2 separate regions of the Homo sapiens genome follow, and region 1 is linked to region 2. The links are chromatin loops, found by intact Hi-C in ENCODE. Cell type or tissue: natural killer cell. All regions are shown on one strand.

Evidence for each region. A loop is a pair of places that touch in the nucleus more often than their neighbours do. Peaks named below come from ENCODE experiments on the same cell type or tissue, not always from the same donor. Only the 100,000 strongest peaks of a DNase experiment are listed, where the experiment ranks them.
Region 1: it touches region 2 in a loop (13-fold over the local background); 4 of 110 quality-filtered maps call a loop at or near these places.

Annotation. Positions count from the first base shown.
Region 1 is chr14:74,834,656-74,842,655 of GRCh38, forward strand. YLPM1 (YLP motif containing 1) reads left to right here. Exons shown (of 21, transcript NM_019589.3): 20 at 610-792; 21 at 1,120-2,663. The coding sequence ends at 756. It overlaps LOC105370569 (a long non-coding RNA gene), which reads left to right and starts at 4,511. Exons shown (of 2, transcript XR_944033.3): 1 at 4,511-5,490; 2 at 5,946-7,364. RefSeq lists an enhancer at 7,247-7,406. In natural killer cell, no CTCF peak of the experiment used is centred here; DNase peaks (open chromatin) are centred at 1,156, 3,696, 4,286 and 7,086; H3K27ac peaks cover 4,692 bases.
Region 2 is chr14:74,614,367-74,622,366 of GRCh38, forward strand. No RefSeq gene overlaps it. Among named protein-coding and RNA genes, the nearest start is that of LTBP2, 6.1 kb to the left of the region's middle. RefSeq lists enhancers at 3,163-4,362, 7,826-8,000. In natural killer cell, no CTCF peak of the experiment used is centred here; DNase peaks (open chromatin) are centred at 635, 3,225, 3,795, 4,165 and 1 weaker place; H3K27ac peaks cover 2,890 bases.

The sequences.
Region 1 (8,000 bases), 220 kb after region 2:
AGAATGACTAGTACATATATGCAGAGTTATAGAGACATGAAATGGTGCGATGCGCTCTGAGTGCTAGAAGGAAGTCTGTATTGTTTGTATAAAATGCCATAGGCACTGGCCAGAGATGTTGCAGGAAAGTGTAGTTGGGGCCAGATCAAGAGGGACCTGAGTTCTTGGACTTTGCCTGGTAGGTAGGGGAAGGAGTTAAAGCAAATGAATCACAACTGTGTGTTTTAGGAAGATCACTCTGGCAGCATGAATCTGGAGCGGGTGAGTACAGACAGGAAGACTAGGTAGAGATTAGTGCTTTGCTTTCAGGTGAAAAAAAAATGAGGTCAGTGAATTATTAAATAAAAAGGAATGGCAGAGGAGAAAGAGAGGACAGGATTGAGCTGAACTGTTCAGGAGCTGGAATGGTTAGGACTTGGATTGTCCAGAGAGTTTTCTCTTTGTGACTTAAAATATATGGCTTTTCCCAGTTTTCCTGGGTTAGTTTTTAATTTTTTAAACTTGCGGTTTCAAATGAGTCATTCTACCCCTTAGACTGTCCAGAGAGGGAGGGGGCTCTTTGCATATTTATTTTTCCTAAAGCTCAGCCTAATGCTATGTTCTTTTTAGGTCAGATGGGCAGACCTGGAAGAGAAGAAGGATGCAGATAGGAAAAGGGCCATAGGTTTTGTGGTCGGACAGACTGATTGGGAGAAGATCACAGATGAAAGTGGTCACCTGGCTGAAAAAGCCCTCAATCGAACCAAATATATATGAGACTTAGTTTTTGAACGGAGTCATTATTCCTCTAAGGTAAGAGTACACAGTCATATAAATAGCCTACTGTGTGGTTGCTTCAAAGGGTTTGAGATAAAGAAGACAGCATATTTTGCTAAAAATGCTCTCTTCTTGTGTTATTTTATAGTTCTGAAAGAGTAAGTATGTACTAGTTGTTAACATTTACAATACTATTAGAAAAGGAAGCCATTTTCTGCAAGCTGGCTCACTTATAAAAATAAAAACCTTGAGAAAAACTTGAATTCTATAGATTTGGGAAGGACTGAAATGATGTTATACTAAGGGCTACTGAACTTTTTGCCTGTTCTTTCCAGGTGTGACAGCCTTTTCTTTTCTTTCCAGGTGGTTCGCTTTGAGGTGGTCTGAAGCCAAGGCCTCGCGGAGCTTCTTTGTGTGTCACCTTGCTTCCACGTTTCAGTTCTTGTTTTGTTTCTACTGCTTTAGTTTTTTTTAAAGTTCTCCAGTGTCCCCAAGAGGTATTAGAATCTTGCTGTACCCAAGCAAGACGTTAATTTTTCTTTTAACTGTTTTGGGGAGGGAGGGAGTGATAGCTTAACTGCTGAAGCCAGGCGGGGGTCTGCTGGAGGATTCCAACAGAGAGTATTTCCTCCACTGTACAATGTCACAGACTATCTCTATCATCATTGCTTTGTGGCTGTTTCTGTTTTTTACTGTATGTAACTGGTAGCTGATTGTACTAGGATTAAAAACAATAAACTTTCATGATAAAGCCGATGAGATTCATGGGCTATACAGCATGGGCCCTTTTCTCTTGTTTTCTTAATTTTATTTTTAATTGCTTTTTAAATATGGTATGTCCTAATTAAATGCTAGCTGAACATCCCAAAACCTTTTTTTCATTGAATATTATATGGCTCAATGATTCCGTAGCACATGTTGTAAAACACAGGGTTCAAATGATGTTCAAAACACTCATCTTTGTTTTATAGCTGATTTCTCTATCTTTGTGTCTTGAAGACTGACCAAGTTCAAATATTCATCAGTTCCCTGGAGCATATCCATTCTGTAACATGATGCTTTATTTAAAAATTTTTTTTGATCCTCTCTCTGTTCTTCCCTCTCTTCTTTCCTTCCTTCTTCTTTTCACTTTCTGCCTTTATGCTGTTAGGTTTTTATTTTTTCCTGATCTGGCTTTGAATTCTGGTAGACAGAACTGATGTATTCTGTGGAACTCAAGCTTGTTGCCTTCATTTGAACTTGAATTGTGGATTTTTAAATGAAGATTGCAGGGAAAGAGTATAAAGATGCAGAGCACTCTGGCATGTAACCTTTAAGCCTGTCAGGTTTTCAAGTTCTTGCCAGATTGTTCATTACTGGAAAGCATGGCCTTCTGCACAGAATTTCCTCTCTTGTGGTTAATACCAGGTGGAACCCAGAAACATACAGAGATAAAACCCAAATATTATTTCTATGTAAACACAGAAAAGGGACTCTTCCCTTTTTCATCCTGCAAAGAAAAAAGTCATCTTTTAGCATGAAAGAAGATGAGAGAGCCTTCTTCCTCAAGCATAATTTGCATTTTGTAATCCAACTCAGTAATTTGTAAATGTGTTCACTGAAGACTTCAATATTTTGAAATATTCTCTTTCAGGCCACAGATGAAAATCCTTTACTTTTATGACCTACATTAAAGACTGTATGAATAGAGCTAATAGTTACTAGCATTTGAATAGTATCACTTTGGGTTCAACAAATTGATATTATAGTACTGAATACCCCTAATTTAATGGAAATTCTAACAACTTTCTGTACTTTTATCTTCCCTGAAAATCTGAATTTTTAAGCAAGTGACTTTAAGTTCATTAAGTCAATATTGAATGTATAAATTGCTACATTAAATAACTTCTGCTGTTTGTAGTATTTAATAAGCTATTTTCATTGCTTATTGGCCTACAATACATTTCTGTGTACTGACCTTTCTCAGCAGCCTTTATTATGTAGAGTGAAGATATGTCGCAAAAATAGCCAAATAGAATTATTGTTTGTACAAAGACTCATTTACTACTTTCTAAAGCCACCCAATGCCTATTATCAAAAACAAAACTTCCATAATGTGTTCTCTAGTTCAGATGAAATGGAGGCCGATATGTTCTTCTGCAGGATGCTTTATTTCAGTTGTCCTTAACCTTGTGATGTTCTGACAGTAGTTAGAATGCCAATGAAATGAGTGGTGATTATCCGTGAGTCACTTGGAATCATGGGTAATTTTGCATATGTGTGTTTTCACCTTACAGCCATGGCTTTATGTCTGTGCTCTTATACCAGGGCAGGGTGGGAAGCTGGGGAAGAGTTAACATAGTCAGAAACGGCCTCTGCCAATTTTCAGAAGATATAGATTACGTGACCTTAGAGAATGAACATAGAGTGCTCCTACTTTAGAAAATGGGTATAACAACCTTCATGCAAGGAGATTAATGAAAAAAGATTTGGCACCAAAAAGAGTAATAGAGACAGCCAGCTGATAATTGATTTTGCTAGTCCAATGTGGGACTTAACAAAATTCTTGCACTTACATTACTATTAGAAGCAGTATCGTATAGGAAGCCCAAGGTATCTTGAAGAAGAAATTTGGTGTGGGTAGAAAATGCCTTGATAATACAAATATTTTAAGTTTGTTAAGAGGTGTCCTGGAAATGCAGAGGACTAATTTTGGATTCCATTATTTGCTAGCATTTTATTTTAATTTTATTAACATTGTCTTCTCTTAGAAAGTTGCTGGTTTAAATCATATGAGTTTTATTTTAAATCTTTTGTGGTGTCATGTTACTTAAAATAATCTTATGTTGGGAAAGGTTTCTGATACCTTGGTGGGTATTTCAGCTTTTTTTTTTTTTTTGTCAGCTCTGTAAAGGATGATTTCAGACATTTTAAACTGAAAGTGAAATCTCTCACTTAAGTGATCTAACTTTACTTGTAAACTTCCTGTGTGAGGAATTCAGTAGACGAGACCCAGAAATGTTTCTGTTTGAGAATATTTAGAGTTAAGTGCCGTATTTGAAATATTCAGGGACTGATTGTAGAATCAGAAGTCATTAATAATAATACACAAGTAGTCTATTGACAGTTGATTCATATAATTTTCTAGAAGTTTGAGTTTGATTCAGATATCAGTGTTAAATCCAGAAGTTTATTGACAAAGATAAAATCTTAAATTTTCTGGTTGGATTTGTTTTCCTCGTGAAAGAGTTTTGATCATTGAGCAAACCAAAGTAGGTGCCATGTCATCTAGAGATCGACTATTACATTTTTTATTAGATTGACTAAGAATCTCAACTGAGGTTTTCTTATTTTGTAGGCCCCTCAGTTTTTGTGTTAAGTATTTTATCCTGCTAACTGTGCAAATTGCAGATATTTTGGTAAAGATGTCTAGAGCCTGGCTTAATTACTAGGATTATAAAAGCAACAGATTCTCAGCTGAGATAAGTTTTGCTAAGCCATAGAAGGAGAATGATTTCTCATTTTTAGTATTCACAGACCCTAATACAAGTTCAGATTCTTCTAGAAGCTGTATGACCTTAAGCAACTTTTTTTTTTTTTTTTTTTTTTTTGGAGACAAGGTCTCACTCTGTTGGCTGGAGTGCAGTGACGCGATATAGCTCACTGCAGCCTCAACTTCCTGGGCTCAGGTGATTCTCCCATCTCAGCCTCCCAGGTAGCTGGGACTACAAGTGTGCACCACCACACCCAGCCTTTTTTTTTTTTTTTTTTTTTAAGAGATTGGTTGTTGCCATGTTTCACAGGCTGGTCTTGAACTCCTGGGAGCAAATGATCGCCTATCTCAGCCTCCCAAAGTGCTGGGATTATAGGCGTGAGCCACCGTGCCTGGCTGAAATATTTTAACCTATCTGAGCTTCAGTTTCCTGCCTATAAAATGAAAATAACAAAACACACCTATTAAACATTGAGATAATGCATGTAAGCTACTTGGCACAGTACTGAGCACATAGTAAAAGCTCAAAAATCAGTAGTCACCATCATCGTTACTTTTTGACTTGTTCTCATGTGTTCTTTTTGAAATTCAAAATATCCAGCTGGCTTGAAGATAGTTGTCACGTTTTATAGTCAGCTATCATAGACTGAGCTATGTCATATGTAATAGTACAGTGTGTTGAAAGAGTAATTATTCAGAAGCATTTTCAGGTAACCAGTGACATTGATTTTCAGAACTAGTACGGAGGCTTGAGAGGCTCAGGTGTAAAAGGTAATTTAGTACTTAGAGGGGGTTGAGTAGTAACAGAAAGTAGTTGTCAGACCACAGGTATAAACATAGGTGAGGGCACAGAATCATTGATTTGCCTTGATTTTCACATATTCAAGAAGAAAGTAACTTTGTGAATAAATAATGCGTTCATAAAGGTATAAAACTCAGGAGGTTCAAGTGTCCCATCCATCTTAACCCTCAGCCTCCCACGACTCCATCTGTAGAGGCAACCAGTGTTGAGAAAAATTGTGTGGATAAGCATTAAGTATTAATGTTTTTACCTGGTTTTTGTACACACACTACCTTATTTTTCCTTTACCAGTATGTTTTAGAGGTCATTCAGATCATATATAAAATATTCACATTTTCTCTCCCCCCCACCTCCTTCTTTGGTTTTCCAAAGGTACCTTCATAATATAAAGAGGTTTACTGAAAAATTTCAGAAATTGTTTCAGCTGCATCTCTGTTCTTTTCGTGGCATGGAATACATGGTATGGGTATATTTGTATACAATTCTTTCATATATGTAGGTTGGTGTAACCACCCTCCACCTTTCTCCTAGTCCCCCAACCCCACCATCTCTAACCCTTGGCAGCCACTAATCTGGTCTCCATTTTTATAATCTTGTCATTTAAAGAATGTTATAAATATGAAGTCATACAGTATGTAACCTTTTGGGATTGGCATTTTGGCTTTTTTCACTCAGCGTAATTTTCTTGAGATTCATTTAAGTTGTTATGTGTGTCAATAGCTTATTCCTTTTTATTGCTGAGTAGCTTTCCAACTCATTCTCTTTTGCAGCTGCAGAATGTTTTATGTCTTTACTATCATTTTAACTTACAGAGTCTCTATTAATGGGTATTCATGCTCTCGTTTACTGTTATAAATTATGAATTTCACATATACTCAGTCATTCTGCAGCTTCCTGTACTTGCCTGATTTCTAGCAATGAAGGAAAATACCGATGGCACCATTTCATAGACATACTCAAAGGATGACAAGCACTTAAGGACCAGCACAGCACAGCGGTGAACTCTCAAGACAGTATGACAGTAATGAGATGACGAAGGCACATCTTGTTTCCTGGAAAATTCTGCATGATAGGAGACTGACAAAGCAAAGAACCATGATGTGTCTTAGAGAACCAGAATGGTCAGAGACTCTGATGATCCCCTGGTCCACACGTGACTGAGAGTTAATACCTTAGGTCACTGTTCTCAGAACCTGGATATTTATATGCACGTGCACCTCAGTGACTGATCCATTCTCAGTTTTCAGGTCCATTGCTTTCACATTTGAAATAGTCAAGGAGCATCTTTATGACTGGGGCTGAGCTTCTGCATTCATGTACAGCCCTCTGCCTGCCAGCAGTGCCTTGCATTTGTGATCCTACAAAGAGCCTGTGGACTTAATGGTTTACTGTATAGGGAAAGGCTTGACTTTGTGTCTTCTACTTAAGAAGCTTGAACTTTTTACCAAATATTCGTACTCCTTTTCCTGAAAATACTGATCTAGGCTACAGATCCATCTCTTAACCATATTTGAAAAATTGAAATAATATCTTCTGCCATAACTTGAAATTCCACTCTCAGATCTGTTATTTCTGACAGTGAGTTTGTATTTCTCAAGTAGATATGTCTGATGCTTATTTCTTTTACAGCATCTGGCTCAGTGCATGGCTCATATATCTGTAGAGTGAGTAAATACAGGGAATGTTTCCTATGTGTATGGCAAGGGTCACAGACTCAGGCAGGTAACAGATGAGCAAGGCAGAGGGTGGAGACTGGTAAACTAGACAACTAGATAGGTCAGGTCAATCGGGGGCAGCACCTGCTCAGCCATAGCAGATTGTGGCCATGTGGGGATATAGGTCTCATATTGCCAGATTTCCTGGGTTTTCAAGAAAAAGTGAAAAATCTGGATTTTTATGTGAGATCTTCCAGTATTTCAGCATCAGGTTCTTTTTGTTTGTGAGTGCTTTGGCCCTCACAGCCTGCCTGCCACATCTGACTTGTGGACTGCCGGCTTGAAACCTTTGATATTTAGAGAAGTGGTTAGACCTTAGAGTTGGTTCTGGTGAGATCCTTCTTGTTTTACAGATGAGGTTTCTGAGACCGAAAGAAGGGAAGTGACTTGCTCAAAGTCTCACTGTTACTCAGTGGCAAAACAAGACTAGAATTTGGGTTTCCTGGTCCATAACCTGTCACTTTCTTTTTTCTTAACTACAATACCTCCTTTATGAAGACCTTCATAAATTCTAGGATGGTGAATTCTCCTTTATTTTGTGTGTCGTGTGCAAGTGGACATGTGTGTATTTACTAAACTCTGTGGACCTGGAAATACATTCTGATATGACTATCAGGAACAATGTGATTACTTCTGAAACCAACTTCCTTAAACTCTCATGTATAAGGTAGCTATACACCTAGGATCCCTCTTAAACACTTACTACTTGGTTGGGTAATTCTCATGAATAACAGAAGCTTGAAAATTAACAGAGTATTGGATTCAGTGATTGTACAAGAGCAGTGGAGTTTTCTCCACAAAGTAGAGAAAATCATTTGTGTATTGTTATGCAAATAGCTTACAGAACTATTAATAATTTTGTTTTCTTTAATTTGTAATTTCTTATGTAACTAGTCCATTTGCTTTCACCCAGTGATGAGCATCTTACCTGCTTCACTCGGTAGCGCTCCATTCCTAATCTTTTTAAGGACAAATTCATCAACTTGGCGTTAAAGTCTATCAGTAACATGATCCCAGCTACTTCTCCAGATTCCTCTTGAGCTGTCCTTACTACATGTGCACTACACTGCAGCCACACTGTGTGACTTATTCCCTGGGGTTTCTATTGTTTCTGCCTTGCTTTTCTCATCCTTTAGATATTAGCATTATTGGCTGGGCACAGTGGTTCACACTTGTAATCCTAGCACTTTGGGAAGCTGAGGCAGGCAGATCACTTGAGCCCAGGAATTAGAGACCAGCCTGGGCAACAAAAATG
Region 2 (8,000 bases):
GATCCTGCAGTGGTGAGAGTGGGGTGTGGTCTGTTTTCCTGACCTCCCTTTTCTGCTGTGGCTCCTCTTTGTCAAGGCTGGGAGAGAGGTGTTAGAGGAAAAGTAGCAAAGTCTTATGTGACAGGTACCCTTGGTTGGCAGGTGCCAAGCGCTGGCTTTTTCATGGGCACATATGTGGGTTTTTGGGAGGTTCTCTACAGGACCTCCACCCTGAGTTGCCATAGCAAATTACTCTCTGGCCAACCTCTCGGAGACCCCTGCATCCTCTGTCTCTCATAGGACTGTCCCACCTATGCCAGGCAAAACAATGGTGGGTTGGCCGCTCCTCACCCTGCCCACTTCTCACCTTGCCACACAGGCCACTCCAGCGAGGCTCCACGATCAGAATTCTCCAGACAGGAAGTGCACACAAGTCTCTTCATTTATGTACGTCCTCAATTCCTAAAGACATATGTTGGGTTCTCCCATGAACTGTCTTGCTGTAGTTTAATGCACCGAGGTGCCTGTAACATCCAGCAACATAGTCAGCATCAGTGGGGGGACAGTTATAGGGACAGAGCCTCCTCTTCTTGCAGATGACTGGTTCTCTCTGGGAGCTCCCTTCATTTGGTTTGAGTTGGGGAGTTCCCTCAGGGGAAATCTCAGCCCTGCCCACAAATGCAGCAGTGTTATGCTTCAGTGACTTTCTTCAATCCCTTTCATTTGTAGACTGGAATTGAGGGATGTAGTTTGATTGCTGTTGAACCTGTTCTGCCTTTAGTAAGGTGTCTAGTACTTCTCTTCAGAATGCAAGAATATTTAGCCCTCATTGTTCTATCTTTGTGGCTTCAGCAGATATTCCAAGAGCAGAGGAAAAGTCCTATTCAACAACCTATAAAATCATTTCTTGTCTGACTTCCCAAACCACAATGACAGCTCTAAAGCAACAGATATCTTGTCTGCGTTGCTCACCACTGTTTCTGCAGAACCTAGAACAGCCAAGAAGTATGTGTGAAATGGATAGCTAACTGAATGAAGGACACAGTAATCCCATCAAGTGGGGAGGGCTGGTATCATTAGACCCATTTTAAGAGAGAGGAACTGAGTTCTGGGTGGCAGCTCCTGATCCAGGTTCATGTGCTTGCTGCCTTTGGGGCTGGCTCTAAAGATCTCCTTGAACCCTACCCCTTGCATTTGACCATGAATGCCCCTTAGTTCCCAGAATGCTGCGTTCTGTTCCTGGGATGCTGCTCCTTCACAGCTGTGGAAGCCCCAGGTCCACACTTACCTCTCCTTGCCCAGATATCCACCCACCTCTGTAGTTCTGGGCTCCCTTCCTCTCCCCGGAACCTACCCACTTCCTTCAGAAGCTCCCCTCTAGATCCCTCAAGACCCACCTCAGATCCCCGTGGGCCTCCAAAAGCCAGAAACCTTGGCATCATCTTCGTCCCTGAGCTATTTTTTCCTCCTGTGTGTCCAAGTCATTATTACTGCTCCGTCTCCTCCGTCTGCATTTCTGGAAGTCTGCCGCCCATTCATCCCTCACCCTTCGCCTCCGCCAAAACCCTCACGCAGACCAACTTTCCCTCACCATCGGGCGCCCCTTCCACTCCTCAGTGAGTACAAGTGGTCCTTGGACGTTCCCACCCTGTTCGCCTGGGGACCATAACCCAGTTCATCTACTCCAAAGACTGGCATCTTCTACCCCATCCCGGCGCCACACTCTGTCCTGCCACCTACTTACTGCCCATATCTCCCTTACCCTCTAACTGCTGGGACTGATTGCAGCTCTTCAGAATCTCCAATCCCACAAACACTTGAGTTTTGCTTTTTTTTTTTAACCTGCCAAAATCGATAGAGCCTACTTTAGTCCAAACGCCATACTAAGCATGTTACATCAATTGGCTGATTTAACCAACCAAAGGAGGCATTATGATTTCCACGCATACAAAGGAGGAAACTGAGGTTGGCAATGGCTACTGGCTTGCCCAAGATGGCACAGCTGATAAATAGCAGAGGCAGGATTCAAACCTGGATCATTTTCCACCTGAGCCCAAGCTTTTAAGGTTACACCGCCTTGCCTCCACCCCGGGCTTGTAAGCCTGGAGCCCTCTTCACAATTGAATCATGACCTTTCCAACCACCCCACCACTATCACCACCAAAGGAGCTCTAGGGCATATCCCCAAATGCCCTCTTCCCTGCCTGCCAGCCCACTGTTCATGTACCTGGAGCTCATGTACCTGGAGATGTGGAGTTATCAGAACTTTCTGCCACCCTTAATCCTCTTGGCCCAGTGAAAGAAGGGAAGCTGTTTCAGCATGGCCGCTGACTCACCGTGTGTCACTTCCCCACCCCCTGATTAAAGCCTTCTCCCTCATTAGATCGCTGCTAAGCCTACTCACCCATCTCTTGGGTCTGGAGAGGAAAATCATCTCTGGAAAACCCGGCAGAGAGAGTCTAAAGGGTTGATAAAGAGATTCCAGCAGGGAAAGGTTTGCCCAGACACATGCCCCATGCAAGGGACAGCAGTCTCCTGGACTCCCAGGGCAAACTCACTGCTTTTCCATGTCTCACTGGAATAATGTTGGCAGCCAGAGGTCTACCAGAACCTGAGCTAATTTGGTAAATAAGGACCAAAAACAAGGGCCACATTTCGGCCCCCTTTGCTGAGACCCAGACTCCTGAAAGAATTCCAGGGATTTTTCTTGCTTGGAAGTAACTGGACCTCCAGCCCTGAATTCCTCTCCCCAGGAGAGCTTGTTCCCCTGCTCAGAACAAATAACACATTTCCTGGTTAATCAGAGGGCAGAATCGCTGAAGGAAAGTTTGACTGGGCCCCCAGCCTTCCAGACGGGAGCCGCTCATGGGCTTGGATGTTCTGCTCCAGACACTGGGCAGCTGGGACCCCAGCACTGCGCAGCCTCAGCCTCCAGTTTGGAAGGTGCAGGCCGTACAGAGAGGTGCCGACTCCCTCCTGTGTGAGGTTGTTAAGGCCCGCAAAGGCTGCCAGAACCATTCCACCTTAGGTGCCATGACCTGGCGTCCCCTCAAGAATTCACAACCACCCTGCCCTGGTCTGCCGGTGCCTGTCTCCTCCAAGTGGGTATGACATGCTGGCTGGTGGTGATAGCCATGGTATGGATGTTCCTGCAAAGGTAAGGTGAGCTGGCCTGTATTTCAGAGTGTGCTGGAAAGGGCCCTCCCACAAACATGTGGTGAACATTTACGTCTTCTGTGAGCGGAGCACAGTTCTGAGCTCATTTCCGTCTTCTGTGAATGCAGCACAGTTCTGAGCTTCATTTGGCTTCTACTTTCTTATCTGAAAGTTGAGATAATGATGTTCTTTTTGCCATTTTTCTCTTCAGGACAAACTAGCTAGCCAGCCCTGTTTACCCTGTCATGGGGCTAGGGGCAGGTGTCAATTACTACTCCTCCATTTACCAACTGATATTTCATTTATTGTTTGTTTGTTTGTTTGAGACAGGGTCTCACTCTGTCACCCAGGCTGGAGTGCAGTGGCACAATCTCGGCTCACTGCAGCATCCACCTCCTGGGTTCAAGCAATCCTCCAGCTTCAGCCCCCCAAGTAGCTGGGACTGTAGGTGCACGCCACCAAGCCTGGCTAATTTGTATTTTTTGTAGAGACGGGGTTTTGCCATTTTGCCCAGGCTGGTCTTGAACCCCTGGACTCAAGTGATCCTCCCGTCTCGGCCTCCTAAAGTGTTGGGATTATAGGTGTGAGCCACCACATCCAGCCTTGGTATTTCTTGAGCACTCAGAAGGTACCAGGCACTGTGCCAAGTCATCTTATAGTCACTTCCTTGTTTAATGAGAAGCGCTATTGATGAAGGAAGTGCTATTATTTCCCCACATAGCAGATGAGGAAATGAAGGCTCGGGGAAGTAAATGACTCATCCACAGTCACAAGCCAGTAGGTGGCTGCGCTGGGATTCACTCCTGGTTTGTCTGGTCCCAGATGCTAAACCAATGCCAGCTTCCAGGGGAAGGGAGACCACCGACAGCTGCATTTTTCTCAGAGCTGGAAGCATGCACAGCTGTTTGTGGTGTGGTGGGGGTGCTAATGGCTGCATGGGACTGTGGTCACAGGTCAGCCCCCACCAAGCATCCCCCATTCTCCTCAGGCCTGTTTACCAGCTAGGGGTCCGCTCTGAGTCAGGGCGGTGAATCTGATTCGCACCCACAGAGAAGAAGGAAGGAAGTCACAGCCACACTCACCCCACCTCCATCAAGTAGTCTGCAGTTGCTGAATAGAGCTCATCTCAACTCGTAGCTTTTCTCTTTGGGAAAGAGAAATGACATACATACAATGTCTATTTAGCTCTGTGTGGTAGAGGTGTTGCCATTCCCATTTCACAAGCCCAGAGGGGTAGTCGCTTGCTCAAGGCCACACAGCTGGGAGTTGAGCCAGGATTCAACTAAAAAGTCTGAACAACTCCAAAGTCCATGCTGTTTTCCCTGCAGCACACTGCACTCACACCAGGGTGTCCTGCAATGATGGGAAATGGGCAGCTCTTTCAAATCACTTAGTTCACTTCGCTTCCCTTCATTTCCAGTCTCTGGTGCATGGGTGGGCTGATCTGAAAGCTCCGTGCCATTCACTATAAGCTGAGATGTCATTTCCTATTTACCTGCATAAATTCCTTCAGTCCCTGGCTGGGGGTGGAGGGGTGGAGGAATCTTCTAAACCCCCGGGGGAGCCTGAAGCATAACTTCTCCTCAAGCACAGTCTCTGAAGACCTGAGCAGGACAACAGTGTGAGCAGCTGGAAGACCTCCTCCCTGTAATTCCTCCCAGTGAGACCAAGGGGACTTCATATGCTCTGCTGGAGGTGGAGAGAGTTACCCAGATGGGGAGAGCTCATGTACCTGGATTATTCTTTCAAAATCCCCAGGAAGAAAACCCTGTGGGCTGGGGGATTGTGCAGGCCTATCTAGGCTTCTAGAATGGCTGTGCAGGAATTTGAGGACAAAAAAGGACAAGAAGCAGCTTCCCTTGGCTGTCGCTGGCATCTTCCAGCCTGTGCCCACCTTGGCTTTGAGCTGGGTCATAGTAACACTCCTCACACCCTGAGGGATGAGGGATGCAGGGGCAGAGAGGAAGGTCTACAGTAGGGTCTTTCCTAAAACAAGCTCTCCCCAGGGAGGCCTGCAAGCCAGCTCCCTCTCACTCTCCATTGTCAAGACAAAGAGAGGAAGAGGATGCCTTCTGCCATCATCCCCTGAGTCCATTTTCCCTGGATCATCCATGGAGAGTGGGGGCTCAATGATGTTTGCCCTGGTGCCCCCAATACCCTCTCTAGGGCCCCAGTCCCTCAGGAACAGACCCAGACCTGGCAAATCCCCAGGAAAGGGCACAGACACCAGGCTGAGGGGGCAGGCGAGGTGCAGCAGATCCCAGTGGGCCCCGGCTAGTCCTAGTCTGAATGACTCATTCCTTGTTTCCGTCCACTGTGGTCTGAGTGCCTTGGCCCAGGGGCCCCCAAGAGGTTGTAACACAGGCTGGCCTCTCGCCCATCAGGGCTCAGCAGACAAAAATTAAAGATCTCACTCCTCAGGAACTCACACAGACAGCACAGGCATGCTCTGTACTCTGCCTCACCAGACCAGACCTCAGGCCAGAGGAGGCTGATGGCCAAGAGAGGAAGGAAAGTCGTCTCCAGCTGCTCCTCCTCCTCTTCACCCCCCATGACCTGCCATGAAGGCCTGGCCCTGCCCACTGTCTTCTTACTCCCCCTCTGGTCCTCCGCCTAACAGTGGTGGTGCCAGCGGCATCTCCTCAGCTCTGTTCCGTTCCTCCCCATTTCTGACTGAAGACAACAGCAAAGGTGAAACAGCCTGTGCCTCCCAGGAGGAACAGACTTATAGGGAACTAACCATACATTTTCTGGCAGCCCATTTCTGATTAAGTCACTCACCTGCTCAACAACCTTCAATGGATCCCCACTACTTCACAAATCAATCCCAAACTTCTTACTGGGTTTGACACACAAGCTTGTTTCATAACCCTCCCAGCCATGTATGCTGACACTCCGCACAGTCTCACCCTCTCAGAATCCCACCCAGTTTCCTCTCCCCCATCCCCTCACCCAAACACCTTGGCTGACATTATTTCCTTGATCTGGAATGTTCTTCACCACCCCTGCCTGTTTGTTTAAACTCCCATTTTAAAGGCCGCCTCTTCCATGAAGACTTCCTGGGCACCTCCCTCCATCTGGAAAGTTTGCTGCTTCCACCAAATCCCTGTAGCCCTCAACGTACTGCACTCTGCTCTGCATGACTAGTCCACAGCTATGGGTCCTGGAGTAGTAGGAAGAACAAGGGGCTTTGTGGTTCTAACCTCAGCACCATCATTTACCAGTTATGTGCCCTGGGCTAAGTGACTCATTGAGCCAGTTTCCTCACCAAGACAATAGAGATCCAATAGATACCTTTCTAAACAATGCCTAGAAAAAGCAACTGTACTTATCAGTGACATAACACTCCAGGCCACAGTGGATTGAACCAAAGATAAGCACCTGAGCCACAGGCAGCCCTTTCACTGGCCAGTCAGTGACCTAAGATTTCTGTGGGCTGACTTAAATACAGACATCATTGGTTGCTGAACAAATGAGATTCTCTCTGAAATTTCAACTAAGAAACTTTACTTTGAAAGCCAACCCCCTGGGATTAAAACAGACAAGTCCATGTTCCCTAGAGCTTACAGCCCAATGGAGCTCGTATAACCACACCGCAATAAAGCCAGAGAGGTGGAGTGACTTGCCCAGGGTCACACAGCTAGTCAGTTACACAGAGAAGGCTAGAGCTCAGGTCTCCCCACCAGGGCTTGGTCTAGGTTGGTTGGCTTCTACTACAGGATCAAAAGGATGGACCCTGAACTGATTGCCTACAGAAGGCTGAAGAGGCACCAGCCATACCCTATGTGAACCTATGCTAGGCACATGGGCGGCTTTGGTGCAAAGAATTCTTCCATTCCAAGCAGTCATTAAAACCAAAGTCAGATCATGTCTGGGAGCAGACTCCAGTTGGAATTCTGTGTCTGCCCTTAGTACATCTTTCTGATCACACCCCTTCCCCTCCCTGGGCCTCAGATTCCTCATCTACAAAAAGAAGATTTTTACAAATTCCCTGTCAACACTAAGATTTTGATTTGAGCAGCAGACAGATAAGGAGAGCATGTGGATCCAAGGAACTGCAGGGTCCACAGAATGTGCATGTGGAGGGGACTCCCCGAGATAGGCCATCCCATTTCTTCAATTTATGGCAGGGCAAACTGAGGCCCAAAGAGGGAGAGATGCTGGCCCAAGGTCATGTGACTGGTTATTGGCCAGCACTTGAACCAGGGCCTCCTGACTCCCAGGCCTTTCAACTCTTTCAGCTGCTGCAAGAAGCTGGGAGCTATCTGGCCGTCTGGGCCAGGGAAGCCAAGAGTCACTATGCATGTCAGGGCAGGGCCTCGGGGCTTGGGAACATCTCTGATGGTGAGTGTAAGTGGCAAAGCTGCTGGTGGAGAGGGGTGGCTCGAGGGTCCCGGAGGGCGTATTGGAGATGAGCTGTCAGCAGCTTCCCTCCTCTGGCTGACAAGAAGAAACAGGGAAGGGTCCATGATGGTTGAAGGGAAACAGTCCCCATTTCTGATAAAGCCACTGCTCCATGGAGTGCCCCCCGCAACTCACACACACACTATCCACCCCTGCCTGGCTGCTGAGACCTCCCACCCGCAATCTCCGTCTCAGGTTGTGTATTGGTATCCTCAGGCACACTATTTTGTGAAGCCTGGAATTCCTTTCACTGCCTGAGATGCTTCCAAGCACCCATTTCTAAAATTCAGCCTGTTTGGCTGGGATCATGATGCCCTCCCATTCCACAGACATTTTTTGAGCACCTAATATGTGTCAGGCACTGTGCTAGGCACGGGGACAACTTCACTCCCTTTGTGATGTTAAGTGCTTCCATAGGGGAATTGACACAGCCTTTTGGACTTACTGAAAAACTGCTAATT